Linked DNA regions of Mus musculus: region 2 is linked to region 1. The links are chromatin loops, found by intact Hi-C in ENCODE. Cell type or tissue: left cerebral cortex. All regions are shown on one strand.

What was found. Peaks named below come from ENCODE experiments on the same cell type or tissue, not always from the same donor. Only the 100,000 strongest peaks of a DNase experiment are listed, where the experiment ranks them.
Region 2: a loop joins it to region 1, with 4 times the contacts of the local background. A loop is called at or near these places in 2 of 42 quality-filtered maps.

What each region holds. Positions count from the first base shown.
Region 1 is chr2:153,835,185-153,843,184 of GRCm38, forward strand. It overlaps Efcab8 (EF-hand calcium binding domain 8), which reads left to right. Exons shown (of 29, transcript NM_001370916.1): 25 at 3,682-3,850; 26 at 5,934-6,066; 27 at 7,707-7,902; 28 at 7,972-8,000. Among named protein-coding and RNA genes, the nearest start is that of Sun5, 32 kb to the right of the region's middle. In left cerebral cortex, a CTCF peak has its summit at 3,683 (motif pointing left); no DNase peak of the experiment used is centred here.
Region 2 is chr2:153,712,828-153,720,827 of GRCm38, forward strand. It overlaps the pseudogene Dnmt3b-ps1. Among named protein-coding and RNA genes, the nearest start is that of Mapre1, 24 kb to the right of the region's middle. In left cerebral cortex, no CTCF peak of the experiment used is centred here; a DNase peak (open chromatin) is centred at 614; H3K27ac peaks cover 492 bases.

The sequences.
Region 1 (8,000 bases):
TACTGCTCCCACGACTCTCCCTTCCTCTCCCTGACCCCAATCGCTGGTCTCCTTTTACCCCCAAATCCTCCTTCTGTCTTCATGGCATGCATTAATGCATTTATGTGTATATGTAGCAGTATACATATACATGCATACATATATACATTCTTAAAGATTCCACACACATAGAATCCTTTTACTAATACCCCTGCCATTCTAATAAATACATGAGGTTATATGGAATTTACCTTTTATGACAAATAACAGCTCTTCTCTTCTCTTCTCTTCTCTTCTCTTCTCTTCTCTTCTCTTCTCGTCTCGTCTCGTCTCGTCTCGTCTCTTCTCTTCTCTTCTCTTCTCTTCTCTTCTCTTCTCTTCTCTTCTCGTCTCGTCTCGTCTCGTCTCGTCTCTTCTCTTCTCTTCTCTTCTCTTCTCTTCTCTTCTCTTCTCTTCTCTTCTCTTCTCTTCTCTTCTCTTCTTTTCTCTTCTTTTTGGAAGAATGAGTAGGAGTCCATGTATTCACACATCCATTCCTTATCCATCAGTCTGTTAGTGTGTAGTTTGTCTGGCGCCCTATCTTGCTATTGTAACACTATGGTCACAGGGAAGGAGAGACGTTCTGCAGTCTGATTTCAGTTCCACTGGCTGTGTTGCAGGAATACGGCTGCTGGATGGTGTGGCGGTCTCATTGAGAAATGTTTGTATTATGCTCATAGTGGGTGTGCAGATTTAATGTCTACTCAGACTGTGTGAATGTTCACTTTTCTCTGCATTTCACCAACGCTTGCTCTTCCTGTGTCTGCCTGTCTGCCTGTCTGTCTGTCTGTCTGAGTTGAATGCAGGGCTTTTATATGCTAGGCAAGTATTGCAATACTGAGCTGTATGTACCTATATCATATTACTGAATTTTGCATGTTGATTTTCTCCTCCCTCCTCCCCTCTTTCTTCCTTCTTTCCTTCTTTACTGTTTTTGAGACAGGGTCTCACATAACCCAGGGCATTCTTGAACTTGCAATGCAGTTAAAGCTGTCCTTCGAACTCCTGGTCCTCCTACTTCCATTTGTGAGGGCTGGGATAGCAGGCTTCCACCACCATGTCTGGCTCTGCTCTGATTGCTGTAACAGAGTGCTTAGACTGGCCTTGGTTTTTGTGTTCTGTATCTTTACCAAATTTCTTTACCATCTCCATTTTTGAGTGGTGTTTTTAGGGTTTCTGTGTATCAGACCATCGAATCAGCTGACAGTGCATTTACCTATTTATTTTATTTTATTTTATTTTATTTTATTTTATTTTATTTTATTTTATTTTATTTTATTTTATTTTATTTTATTTTATTTCGAGACAGGGTTTCTCTGTGTAGTCCTGGCTGTCCTGGAACTCACTCTGTAGACCAGGCTGGCCTTGAACTCAGAAGTCTGCCTGCCTCTGCCTCCCGAGTGCTGGGATTAAAGGTGTGCGCCACCACTGCCTGGCTTACCTATTCTTTTTATTCGAGTACCTTGTCTTTCTCCCCTTTGCCTGCTTGCTCAGGTTAGGACCATGTGGAGTAGGAATGGGAGCGGTATCCCTGCCTTATGCCTGATCTGAGAGGAAGAGCTTTTATGGTGCTGAGTCTCACATTAGCTGAGGGTTTGCTGGCGCTGGTGCTGTCCTGCTGAGTGAGCCTTCCCCACTCCTAAGCATGCCTAAGCTGGTGAGAGTTCTTATCATTGGAAGGGCACTGGGCTTTCTCAAGAGATTTTCCTAGATGTACTAGAGTCTCGGATGGCTTTAGCCTTTATTTTGTTAGTGAGCTATAGACTATGTGTGGCATACCATGCTCCCATCTCAGGGACAGCAAATCACAGTCAGACTTTCTAGTCAGATGACAGTTTACTTTCTAGTGCCACCACATGGAATCACATGTGTTTATTTGAGTTGTTGCTTATTATTGACATTAAAAACAGTTTATAATTTTTTGTTTGTTTTTGTTTTTGTCTTCTTTTTGAGACAGGGTTTCTCTGTGTAGCCCTGGCAGTCCTGAAGCTCACTCTTTAGTCCAGGCTGGCCTCGAACTCAGAGATCTGCCCACCTCTGCCTCCTGAGTGGTGGGATGAAAGGTGTGTGCCAACACCAACTGGGTATAATTTTTTTTTTACTCTAAAAAAAGAAAATGAATAAAATCTAAGGAAGACATGAACCCCTCAAGGTATGCCAACTCGATAAGAGATAGAAACTCTGGAGACTCGGGATATGTGAATAAAGCAGGTAAGGGGTGGAGGTAGGGACGAACGCTTCACTGAGGGAACGCTAGGCACAAGTGCCTTTTTGGGTGAATTTCCCTGGGTAGCGGAAATGCAAACAACAGTTCTGCAAACTCTCCCGAGAGTCTCCCAGGAGACAGGTTTGATGCCAGTGGAGGCTTCATGAGAACTTTCATGAAAACCGAAAACCCAATTGATTTTAGTTTTAGATGGGACAGTGGTCAGTTTTCTTTCGACAGCCCTTCTTTGTCTGGCCCTGTTTTTGAACCACGCTTATATTCCAGGGTTTTGCATATGCTTAGGATGGATTCTGAGTTCTCTGCAGTCCTCTGTTGTTGGGCCATAGTTTGCATTAGTCTGGCTTACCATTCCTGTTTATAGCTGAAGAAATGTCCATTCCTTGGTCTTGTTTTATCTTAAAACGGTTGGGGCTGTGGAGATGGCTCAATGGATACAATACTTGCTGCACAAATTCGAGGACTGGATTTTGAACCCCTTGAACCCATCTGACAGCTGGACAGGCACTGCATAGGCCAGAGACTGGGGGTCCCTGGGGTGAGCTTGTTAGCTAGATCAGCTGAGATTGGCAAACTCCGGGTTCAGCAAGAGATCGTGAGAGATCAAGGACGCCAGAGGTCCACTTCAGGCCTCTACCTGTGCCATCTACACACATGTGCACTTGCATACACATGGGCCAAACACAGGTAAACATGCTGATACATATGTACACCACATACATGCATACATGCACACACACACACACACACACACACACACACGGTCCTGATCACTTCTCAGTTACATAGAGTCCTTTTCTCTCACAGTGTAACACCTTTCCCAGTGTGATGTCAGCTGTGTCCCCAGACACCCCATGCAGTCTGTTCTTTGAATGCTTGGGTGAAGGGAATTAGAAGACATGCGGGCTCACATCCTGGTCCATTACTTTTTAGCTCTGTGACTTCAGGCTGATTTCTGAATATCTCTGATTCTTCCTTCTCAGTAAAGTGGTGGACATGCTCTGTGGCCTATAAGGTTGGGAGGTTCCAACGAGATGGTCAATGAATGCACAGGCTCTCAGCTCACACGTCAGCGCCGGCAGGCTAATGTGAAGTGTCCAGAGCTGGTTCATTGGTTGGTGTCCGGGTGCCCTTCTTTGGACTCTGCTGCTCTGGGTCCTGGGTACCTGCTAAGCTTAGGCACTGGTTCTCAAGCTTCCCAATGCTGCACCCCTTTGATCCAGTTCTTCATGTTGCGGTGATCCCCAAGCACCACATTATTTCATTGCTACTTCATGCATGTGATTTTACTACTGTTCTGAACCATAATGTAAGTATCTGATATACAGGATATCTGAGAGGTGACCCCCAAAGGTGTCTCGACCCACAGGCTGAGAACCTCCATGCTAAGGCGTTTGCGAGGGAGAGTGATGTAAGTCACTCCTTACTGCCCCCTACAGGTTGTGGAAGGACAGACCTTTTCTCTGGTTCCCCCACCACTTCTGATTACCTGGAACAGCCACCTGGACAGCGTGACAGACATCCTGTATGTGAACTCCTTCCAGCTGGTGGTCAGTGCGGGCCAGGACCGGGATGTCAAGGCTTGGAGACTCTCTGGTGATGCCATAGGTATGGGTGCTGCTGAAGCATGGCCTTTTCTGTCTCCGTCCCTAACAGAACACACCTAGCATTATTACCCCGATGCCCTGTGGGGAGAAGGGTCTCCCAGCTGCTCAGAGAATCTTGCAAGATGCCAATCTGTCCGGTTGTATCCAAGTAGCCATCAACCATCCTCACATACATTTACACATCCACCCGGCTTGGCTTGTGCTGGTGAGCTTTAGAAAATTGTATATCTGGTAGAGTCTGCTCATTTCTCTTAAGAAATAAGCATAAGCCAGGTGGTGGAGCACCTTTAATCCCAGCACTTGGGAGGCAGATGCAGGCTGGTCTCTGACTTGGAGGCTGACCTGGTCTACACAGTCAGTTCTAGGACACCCGGGGCTACACAGAGAGACCCTGTGGGTCACCCTGCTTCCAGAGCAGGCTTCCCAGTGAGCTCAAAATAAACGTCAGTTTACCAATAAACATTTAAAAAATGCAACATGACAATGACAAGGTTTTCCTGGATGTTGTGATGAGGATGTCCTGTAATTGATCCGTGAAGCTGGAAGGTGGCATTGCTCCTTTCTCACCTCCTCTGGCTGCGTCTGAGCTGGAGGGGCTGGAGAGTGGACTTAGGCAGATCTGGCTTACCTTATCTTTGGGTATGTCAAAGCAGACTTGGCTGGGCTGCTTCTTGGGAGTCTCTCTCTCTCTCTCTCTCTCTCTCTCTCTCTCTCTCGATCTCAGTCCAGCCCAGGCCTATAATCCTGAGTGCTCACTGAGCTCCTCACAGGATTTTGCACATTTTGGATGGAGACTCAGTCCTGCCAGCTGCGGGGCTGGCAAGAGCTCAGCTGGTCCCACAGCTGCATCCTGGCATCCAGGCCAAGCTTGGCTATGGAAGCTTAGGCACAGACCAGGAACTCCCGGAGAAGAGAGTGATGTCCAGACCAGTGTTCCCTGCAGACTTCTCTGTCATTTCTAGTTGCTTTTGTATTTGTTGTGTTTTATAAAAAGAGAAGGAATATGTTTGGTGGAGGTGTAGTCAGGTGTGGGGTAAGGGGGTGCCCTGCTGGCCCATGCTGAGGCATCCCTTCCCCCTGAGGGAACAGCCACAGGATAGTATAGTATAGACTTTATTCAGGGCATGGGAAGGGGAGTTGAGAGGGTAGTAGACAGAGAAAGGCGCGCGCGGGGGGGGGGGGGCGGGGGGAGAGGAAAAGTAGAGTCCGGCCACGAGCATGTAGAGAGAGAAAGGGAAAGGGGAATGGAGAGAGGGGGGAAGGGATGAGAGGACGGAGTGGGAGCAAGAAGGCAAGAGAGAGCAGAGGGGGCAAGCAGCCCCTTTTATGGTGAGTCAGGCACACTTGGCTGCTGCCAGGTAACTGTGGGCTAGAGCCTAGACAAAATGCTAACAATATTTGCTGCTATAGCTCTTCGGTAATGTCTCCAAAATGGGATTTTACAACCTGTATCTTTTCTGTTTCTTAACTTCACAATTCCACATCAGGAGAATGGTCTGTCTTTTATCTATCTATCTATCTATCTATCTATCTATCTATCTATCTATCTATCTATTTGTTGTGTTAGGGAGGGGTGGGTTCACACACACACACACACACACACACACACACACACACACACACACACGCACGGCATAACACCCCTGTGCCACTGCACACACGTGGTGATCAGAATTCACAGAAGTTAGTTCTTTCTCTATCACGTCAGTTTGGGGACTGAGTTCAGGTCATCCATGTCAGGATAATATCTGACTTCTCTCTCTCCTGCTCTACCCCAGATCTCACCTAGACAGGTCCCAGCCATTTTATGCCCTTGTCATTTCTCACATAAGCTGCTGGGAATCTGACTGAGTGAGGGCCACTAGGGTTCTTCCCATGTCAGCCTACACGTGGCCCAGGACCCTCTAGGCCTGAGCTCCAGGTATTTCCTAGGACTGGAGTCTGGCGAGTCTAGAGATTTGGCGTTGCCGGTATGATACCTGGCATGAGGCAGGCACTCAGCGTTCAGCTGAGTGGGTGGGGTGGAGGGGCAGGGCAGTGGGGTTCAGAGTCCTGGTTCTGAACAGGGTCTGGTCTCATGACAGGAACATTTGGCCTGAATCTCTGGAAGAGACTGCAAGAGGCTGCGATGGTGGATGAACTGGAGCAGGGGGCAAGTTTGGAGAAGAAGCCTGCTACAACCGGTGCCACCCTGAAGCACTCCTTCCTAGAGATGGAGTGAGTTCCTGGAGCCAACCTGGGGCTCCCTGGCCCCAGCCTGGCATGGCATGAGAAGCTTAGGGTCCGAAGGCAACGTGTGGCCCCATTCAGCCATCTCAGTGCCCAAACCAAGCAGTCAGGAATGTTGTGTTTTATAACAAGAAAGGAAAGGCCAGGAATATGTTTGGTGGAGGTACGGTATGGTGTGCGGGAAGGGGGTGTGCCTCTGCAGGCCCATGCTGAGGCATCCCTTCCCCCTGAGGTACCAACCACACAGTATAGTATAGAATAGAATTTATTCAGGGCATGGGGAGGGGAGCTGAGGGAGTAGAGACAGAGAAAGGCGGGGGTGGGGCAGCAATGACCCTGTGGAGAGAGAGTGGGGAGGGGAATGGGGAGAGGGGGAAGAGGATAAGGGAGCAAGAGCAAGAGAAGAGAAGAGAGCAAGAGAGTGAGAAGGGGCAAGCAGCCCCTTTTATAGTGCATCAGGCACACTTGGCTATTGCCAGGTAACTGTGGGGCGGAGCCAACAAAGAAGAGCAGCCCAGAAGGAGCCCTGCAGAATGGCAACTGTAGAGGTCATTACCACATGACAGGGGGCCACCCAGGCCTATGAAGGTCCTGAACAGACATCTGTGTGATATAGGGGGGAGAGAGTGTTCCTCCAGATATTGCTTCTCCTCTGGTTTCCTTCCCACCACCCACTACATTCTTACTCAAATTTCAAATGATTTCAGTCTCTTCACTTTTTCTTTTTTGTTTCTTTCTTTCTTTCTTTCTTTCTTTCTTTCTTTCTTTCTTTCTTTCTTTTTTTTTTTTTTTTTTTAAATTCCTGGGCATGATTTTGCACAACTTTAATTCCAGCAGTCAGGAGGCAGAGGCAGGCTGATCTCTGTAAGTTCAAGGCCAGCTTGGTCTACAGAGTTCCAAGACAGCCAGAGCTACAACAGAGGGACCCTGCCTCAGTTATGTTTTCCCTCTCTCTTTCATTTATTTATGGGTGGAGTTGTGGCTCAGTGCCTCTCATGACAAGGCCTTTGGTTACATCTGATACCATCACACATAGGTCTAGCCTGAGAGAAGCCACAAGGGGAGATAGGTATGTAAATTCATAGCTGAGGTTTGTCTGATAATTGTTGGGAAAAGCGGTTGTCTAGAGGTTGTCCACCTGACTGGATTAAATGAGGAAGCCTTCCTAGGTGATATTGCGGAGTTGATTTTGATATTCGAGTAGGGGTTTTCCAGGTACTCATGGCATCTTTATGGCTCCTGTGGTTTCATCAAGGTGTGCTTCTCTTGGGAGAGACAGACTTGTTGTGGGAGATTAGAGAACAAGGTGAGGCAGAGCTTCTCTGGGTTGCGGGTGTTTAAATATCCTGCCAGGTCTCTAGGTGAACTCAAATGGAAGAAAACACAGAAAATCTTGGGCCAGTCCATCTGGGCCTTGCTCATGTTACACAGTGCTTGCTCAGTCCTGGGGCCTGGGGGCGGGGGGGGGGGTGCGGGGGGGTACAGGGCAGGAAAGGTTGGAGAAGGCCAGACCCAGAAAGGGAAGGCCCTCTGCAGGAGTGGGGGATGGGGGTGGGGGTGGGGGTGGGGGTGGGGCGGGCAGATGGTAGTGAAATGGGAGGTGTATGTTTAAAGGAAGCTTTTCACAGCAAGGAATTGGCTGAAGCCCTGGTGTACCAGCGGCGAGAGCAGGCAGTGCTGTTAGCCTTTCTGCGTGGGAGAGCTGAGAAAGAAACTGAGGCATGGTCCAAGCTGCAGCAGATGTCCCTCACATCTCCATGGACCAAATCGCCTTCTGTTGAAGACATCGAGGAGAGCTGGACTCGATGGACCAAGGACAAGCAGGTGGGGACAGTGTGGGGAGGAAGGAGGACCTGGCTTCTGGCCATTCTTCTTACCTTGTGACTCCTGCAGGCAAGCAAAATTGTGGGGGCAGCATACAA
Region 2 (8,000 bases), 120 kb before region 1:
GGGCAGCAGCAATACTGCAGAGTACGCTATCCAGAGGTGGTGAGCTCTCTTTCTTTAAGCAGGATCCTTCAAGGCCTAGAGGAGGAGCTGAGGTCAGTGGTCTCCTCCCTTTGTCTGTGAATAGTTTATCTCCTCTGAGCCATTAGGCTCCCCACCAATCCCCTCCAACCCCTATCAGCCTGTTTGTTCCACTTGGCCAAGTGCCTAATTAGACATGCAAATTGTAATGGCCCTTAAAATGAAGAATGCTTGCCTCCATTCACATCTTCTTAGAGAAGGGCAGTGAGAAGTCTGTTGTCTGAGAAGAGCTACAGGAGGGTAAGGTAAAACTGCTGGAGGCTCCTATTTTTAACTAACAAGGCTGAGTTGAAACCTTCCTTTGGGGGAGAGCTGACCACTGTGATTCTACAGGGAAGAGGTCATATCTCTGGTGCCTGCCCCTGTGGTCCATTGTTTCCTTAACCAGTCCCCCTAAAAGCAGACTCCTGTCACATAACACAGCCCAGGACAGCTGTCTAGCTCTGAAAGACACCACTGTTTAGGGAATGCAGGCCCCAGCAGGGGGAATCCCTGGGTTTGCCCTGGCACATACCTCAATCGCCTGCTCCCATTCATTCACGGACAGAGTTTGCCTTTATTTGTGTCTTGGCAGAAAGCCAGGGTGAGAGCTGGCAAGGCCTGCCCCAGCAGTCCTGGAGAGTCACTGGAGGACCAGCTGAAGCCCATGCTGGAGTGGGCCCACGGTGGCTTCAAGCCCACTGGGATCGAGGGCCTCAAACCCAACAAGAAGCAACCAGGTGGGAAGGAACCCGGGGGACATGGTATTCCCGTACCACCTCTGACTGTTCTGCTTTCTTTGCTCTACCTTCCCATTTCTTGACATCTATAGTGCTCATTGGAGAAGAATCAAATCTCCTTGGTTGATCTGAATCATTCACAAACCCCCCCCCCCCCCATGTATGACCCTCAGGCAAACCTTGGGTGCACATCCAGTCTCCTACAATCTTTGGACACCTATTTTTCTTCTTATCTCTTTTTGTTTGTTTTTGTTTTTGTTTTTCTTCGAGACAGGTTTCTCTGTGTAACCCTATCGTAGAACTCACTCTGTAGACCAGGCTGGCCTTGAACTCAGAAATCCACCTGCCTCTGCCTCCCAAGTGCTGGGATTAAAGGAGTGTGCCACCATTGCCCAGCCCTTCTTATCTCTTAATATTAATGTGTATATATAAGCACTGGAAGATGTCACTTTATCATCAAACATACCTTGTGCTTTTGTTTTTTGAGAGAACAGTCTCACTATGTATGCCTGTTTGGCCATGTGCTGGATTTCTTAGCATATGTCACCGCATCAGGCTTCCTCATGGCTTTTGATGGGTATCTAATTTTCTTTCCCAGTGTGTGAGTCAGATTCAACCATGTCCACTATGATTCAACCGATCCAATAAAAATATAAATAAACATTATTGCATGAGAGCCACAGAATGTGTTTGAATTAGTTTCTAGTAGTTTCATTGTAGAGAATCAGGTGAAATTAATGTTAATCATAAATTTTGACCTAATATTTTTAAAACTTAGCATTTTCACTTTTAGCCTACATATATTTAGTTAGTTCACTTCTCTGTTAGTACTATTCAAAAAATTATGCCATTAGGTAAAAGCTAAACAGAAATTGATTAAGGAATACTTATTAATTAACTTCATAAATTGGCTAAATAGATTCCAGGGTTCAAGCCAGTCCAAATTAACCAAGTCAGTAGCATCACTTGACAATTTAAACCTGACTTTCTGTGTGAGTGAGATCCTGTTCCTGCTGGCATTTCAAATACTTAGTAGTTCCATGCTCCTGTTGGCCATTGGCAGACATCACTGTATGTCACAGTAATGAGCTGGTTCTCAGGACTGATTTCCTTACAGATTCAGATGTGTAAACCTATAAACATGAGAGGATGGCCTGCTTCCTGGGTGAGAGGAGCTTTGAATTGGCTTCTGCTCTGGGCTCCCATCTGGGATTCTCTATGCCCATCATGGTCCCCTGCTGTAGATGCAGCTGGATCCCAGGCAACACATGGCCTTGTCCTGCTTTGTCTCTTAGACCCTTCAGACAAATCCCGTCTGCTTCCCTTTCAGAGAACAAAAGTCGAAGACGCACAACCAATGACCCTGCTGCTTCTGAGTCCTCCCCACCCAAGCGCCTCAAGACAAATAGCTATGGCGGGAAGGACCGAGGGGAGGATGAGGAGAGCCGAGGTGATGTGGGGGAGATGCTGGAAGGTCTGGGGATGCATGGTGCAGAACTGGGAGCAGCAGGCCCTCAGGACCACTGCACTGTGGGGTACAGGGGAGCAAGGCTGAGGGCCAGGAGAGACTTCCCCACCTCATCTCACACCTGTCCCCCTTTCCTCAACAGAACAGATGGCTTCTGATGTCACCAACAACAAGGGCAATCTGGAAGGTACTGTTGTCTCCCATCCCTCCTTTTGGGGCTGCCCCGGGCCTGCCTTACCCTGGCTTTGTCCTTCTGCATGGGTTTAATCCAGAGGCCTGGGCATTGATCTCGGTCAGGACCATTTCTGCTCCTTCATATTTGTTGCTATATGTCTATTTATTTATTTATTGAATAAAGTGGTATGTATGGTTTGCTTCCATTTTTAACTGAGTCTGATGAGGTTGCTTACCTGGGTGACTGGAGTTCGGGAAGAATGGAAGCTGTGGTACTTTAGTCAGTACCTGGGAACTCAGATCAATGGTACCTTGAACTTTTTCCATGTAATAAGCACATCTAGCTTTTAGGTTAAATGGAGCCATTGGGTCCTCCTCGAGCTAATTCTGATCTCCTTTCCCCTACTGGGTACTGCACTAGAATTCAGAAATCTGACATGAACAGACCTAGTGGAGTTTGAATATACGGTGGGCTCTTCATTTACATTCTTGGCCCAACGTGTCTTAATCTTCAAATATTTATCAAATAGTTACTCCTTATTGGGTCAGAAAACAAACCTGGACCCAGGGTACTATGGGCACCCTGTGCAAGCTGCAGTTTAGAGCAGTACTGACAATTTAGAGACTTTCAACCCACAGTCATCTATGTACCCCAAGAGTGATCCACCATTTGTTCCTTGTAGTGGGGCAGTATTGGTCATGTAATGGTTTTGTCCTCTTGAATGGTGGTCAGTTTAGAGCCAAGGCTCTAAACTAGTTTTTTATTGAGATTACTGGGATTGTAATCACATGCTATGTTTACCAGTTGTGGTTGCAGGCAGCCTTGGTATCTATCACCAAGCCAATCAGACTCACTACTAGGGCCCCAGTGTCTGGAATTGAACACTTGTGAAAGACCCAGAACACTATTTGGCCTTCTATCTTTCTGCTTGGCCAGCCCTTTGCCTCCCTTGTGTTGCTTCTTGTTCATTTGAGCTGGTCTTTCCCAGACAATGAAGTGAAGATGGCACTTATAGCATTATTGGTTCTAAGCACCCACCCTGAACACGCCCAGTCTCTTCTGAGAGGCTGGTAAAAGCAATCAACACAGGACATGGCACAAAATTCTCAGGGTACAGCTGGCAAGAAGAAATGCTCAAAACTGTCAGGACTAAGGCTTGGGCAGCTGATATTAGGCCCTTGGTTTACATAACCTCTGGCACCTCTCTTTCTTTCAGACCACTGTTTGTCGTGCGGTAGGAAGGACCCTGTGTCCTTCCACCCCCTCTTTGAGGGTGGGCTCTGTCAGAGTTGCCGGGTAAGTCTTCTCCCTCCCATGCCACATCCATCCCCATCCAGGCTCCCAGCACAGTCCCTGCTCCAGGCACTAGTGAACAGCTTCCTTCCCTAGGGCACCCCCCACACCCTTCCTGATTGAGGGACAGGTGCTATAGCAGAGAAGGCCCTCCACACGACACTCAGGTCACATGTACTGTCTCTGAAGAGCATACCAGGCCACCAGCTAGGGCCCCAGGGGCTTGCTAGCCAGGCATGGCTGAGATCAGGGCTGTAGTCTCACCTGCCTCTCTCTGGTGGCCAGGACCGCTTCCTAGAGCTCTTCTACATGTATGACGAGGACGGCTATCAGTCCTACTGCACCGTGTGCTGTGAGGGCCGTGAACTGCTGCTGTGCAGTAACACAAGCTGCTGCAGGTGAGTGACCCTTGGTGCAGACTGAACAAGTGGGTCTCTGGTGCTGGGTTGAACCCCGCAGAACCAGCAGCCTGTAGTCAGCTAAACCCAAACAGAAAATGAGCACCCAGTGGAATCCATTGTGGAATCCGTTGCTCACAAGTGTGTACTGAATTGATGCACTGAATGCTGGGCTCAGGTCAGGTGTGCCCATGAAGTCAGACCTGTGTGCCTTTGGTTGGAAGGGTCTGGATTTGGAGGAGATTGGATGATCCATATCCAAGAAGTGGTTTCTTACCCTGTAGCTGAAAAACACTAGGAGGCAGGAGGTGGTCGTCCCCCAGGGAACTTGGTCTGCAGGACGATCGCCTGGTAACCTTGATGCCGATTCTCTCTGGATACTCGATACAGATGCTTCTGTGTGGAGTGTCTGGAGGTGCTGGTGGGTGCAGGCACAGCTGAGGATGTCAAGCTGCAGGAACCCTGGAGCTGCTATATGTGCCTCCCTCAGCGCTGCCATGGGGTCCTCCGACGCAGGAAAGATTGGAACATGCGCCTGCAAGACTTCTTCACTACTGATCCTGACCTGGAAGAATTTGTAAGTGACCCATTCAATTATAGTCCCCAGGAATCTGGAATCCTGTGAAATCCTGTGTATATGTAAAAGCAAGAGTTAAGCCTTTAATCTGAGACCCTAGGAAGCAGGGGCAGGCCTGTCTCTGAGCTCAAGGATAGCCTGGTCTACATAGTGAGTTCCTGGCCATTCAAGGCTCCATAGTGAGATACTGTATGAGATACAGCAACAGGCATAGTAAGAAAGGTTGAAATCAGAGCACAGAAAGCTGAACCATGAGCTGTGTGTTGAGCTGAAAGGCAACCTGGGTTGAGTCCATCTGGAATGTGCAGCAAGACCCCATGTGCAAACCATTTCAACCTCACAGACCCAGTTCCCATCAGGCTTGGAGCCCTTGCCAGTTGACTGACACCTAGCAGACAATTCAAGCCCCTTCTGATGAGGGAACAAGAAACAAACATCAGAACTGCCTGGGACCAGCTGCTCCCACACTGTAGGAGTTTATCTTCTGTTCTTAGAGGCCTTGGCAGTTACCAGTCAAACTCCTTATCTGTCTGTGTGTCTGTAGGAGGCAGCTGTGCCTCCTGTCTAAGGACAGAATGGCCAGCCTGTGTCAAACACGTTCTCACCAGTTCCCATCATAGCCTCTGGGCTCTGGAGGATGGATGGATACTCTGGATATCTCTCTCTCTCTCTTTCCTATCTAGCAGGAGCCGCCCAAGTTGTACCCAGCGATTCCTGCAGCCAAAAGGAGGCCCATTAGAGTCCTGTCTCTGTTTGATGGAATTGCAACAGGTGAGTTTGATGCTCTGTTGGGACAATGAATGAACGAAACATCTAGGCAGATGAAGGTGTCTCCTATGTAGCCATTGAGAACATTCATAGCAGAGGTGTCATGTGTGCCTGTTTGTGCTGTTGTGTCCATGGCCTCTGCCTTCTCATGCTACTCTTGGGCTTATGTATGTGTGTGACTGTATAAGACTGTGTTTGCCCCATAGACACGTGGGGATCAGAGACAACATCTGTTCCGTGTATGTCACCCACGTGTCAGGCTTGGTGGCAAGTTCCTTTTCCTGCCATGTTCCCTGCCTGGGTCCACTGGCCATTTCTAAAGGGACATGCATCTTGTTTTCCTTCAAGCATCTGAGAGTTTGCTGGCCAGACAGTGCTCTCCAGCATGCAGTGCTCTCCAGCATGCAGTGCTCCCCAGCAGGCAGTGCTCCCTATCAGGCAGTGCTCCCTATCAGGTAGTGCTCTCCTCTCCAGCAGGCTGTGCTCTTCAGTCCTGGCCCTCTCTATCTTCTTTATTTTGTATAGCTGCAGGAATCAGTCAACACGAACCACACTCTCAGGTCTGCTGTGGCTCATGATGCTCTTCATCCCTCTTTGGAAGTTCATACGTCTTAGCTCTTGCATTTTAACACTTCTTCTTACATGTTTCCTTCTACATTTACATAGATACATTTACAGTCAATTAGGCAACAAATACTTTCCTCACTCCTGATTCCTTTCCACTTTGTGAGATTTCCCATACTTGGAATGAGACAGTCAATGGGGCCTGAGGTCCCCTGGGGTTGACACAGATCCTCTCAGGTGACAGGGATGGACTGAGGGTCCTCATTGTGCTGCAGGAGGACACCGTGGGGATGATGGCCCCACACTTGGCCTCACATTTCTCTTTGATCCTTCACAGGGTACTTGGTGCTCAAGGAGTTGGGTATTAAAGTGGAAAAGTACATTGCCTCCGAAGTCTGTGCAGAGTCCATCGCTGTGGGAACCGTTAAGCATGAAGGCCAAATCAAATATGTGGATGACATCAGGAACATTACAAAGGAACATGTGAGGGTGGCCTTTCTCCTGGGGTTCATCTCTTTCTCATTCTTCCATGGACTTTGGTTTCACAGCATGCTATCTCTTTCCCTCATGCCCAGAGTTGTGGGTAGAAGGGAACCAGAGACATTTGGTAAAAAGCAGCGAAGTCGGAACAATTCAGCGCTAATTTCTTTTAGTGGAACATGTGAGCATTCAGGTTTTATGGACTGTACCTGGAGTTGCTGACTAAGGAAATTTCTAGAATTGAGTTTTCTTAGCCACTTCACTAAGAATCTAAGCTTTATTTCTTTTACATTAAAGCGAATTATTATTATTGTTGTTGTTGTTGTTACTGTTATTAGTGTGATATGTGTGCATGCACATGTATACACACACATAGCTGTGGCTGCCAGTACTATGGCACATGTGTGGAGATGAAAGACCACTTGTGGATTCAGTCTGCTCCTTCCATATTTACAGAGCTTTGGGGGATCACACTGGGGTAGCCAGGCTTGCATGGCAAGTACCTGAACCCTCCAAGACACCTTGTGGACCCCAGAATGAAGGCTTCCATTCCCTCCCTCCTTAGGCTTATCCCAGCCCTTTGTGTTTTTCCCTCAGATTGACGAGTGGGGCCCGTTCGACCTGGTGATTGGTGGAAGCCCCTGCAATGATCTTTCCTGTGTGAATCCTGTCAGGAAAGGCCTGTTTGGTGAGCAGCCATCTGCTTTGGCTCCCACAGATCTTACCACATCTGAGTGCTGTGGTGGCCAGAGAAGAAGCTGTCTGCTTCTGTTTATTCTTTTGTAGCAACTCAGTCCTTTGCAAATCCTTAGGCCTCAGGAAGATGGCAGCGAACAATGCTCTGCTGCTCCCTGTGTTCTTGCCTGGTCACTCCAGGGGCTGTAAGGGTTGAAATGAGTTGGCTTTACTGATGGGCTATAGTTGGATTCTCTTGGTCTCAGGGAATGTGTACGTACAGGGAAGCTTTCGATCAAACCCTGTTCTCTGATGTTCTCTTATGGATGCAGAGGGTACTGGCCGGCTCTTCTTTGAGTTTTACCGATTGCTAAATTACTCATGCCCTGAGGAGGAGGATGACCGCCCCTTCTTCTGGATGTTTGAGAATGTGGTAGCTATGGAGGTCGGTGACAAGAGGGACATCTCACGATTCCTGGAGGTGAGTGGCCTGAGTGTCAGGACTGCTTGGGCCAGATAGTCCATGTTGGCATTGAAGGCCACTATAAGAGTGCTGACAGGTGGGAATGATTTCCTGACTTGTGGCTAGATCTGAGGATGAAGAATATAGCATATTTTGAATGCATTGGAGACATTTATTTCTATCCTAACCCTGTCTGTGCAAGTAATGACACCAACATCTACTCCAGACAGTTCCTTGTTTCCTGTTTCCTCTTTCTTCTGAAAATGGTAGCTTTAGGAGTCACAGAGAAGTTAATTATCCACCAGTTGATGTATATCAAACCCTATAGTAGGTAGATTTTTA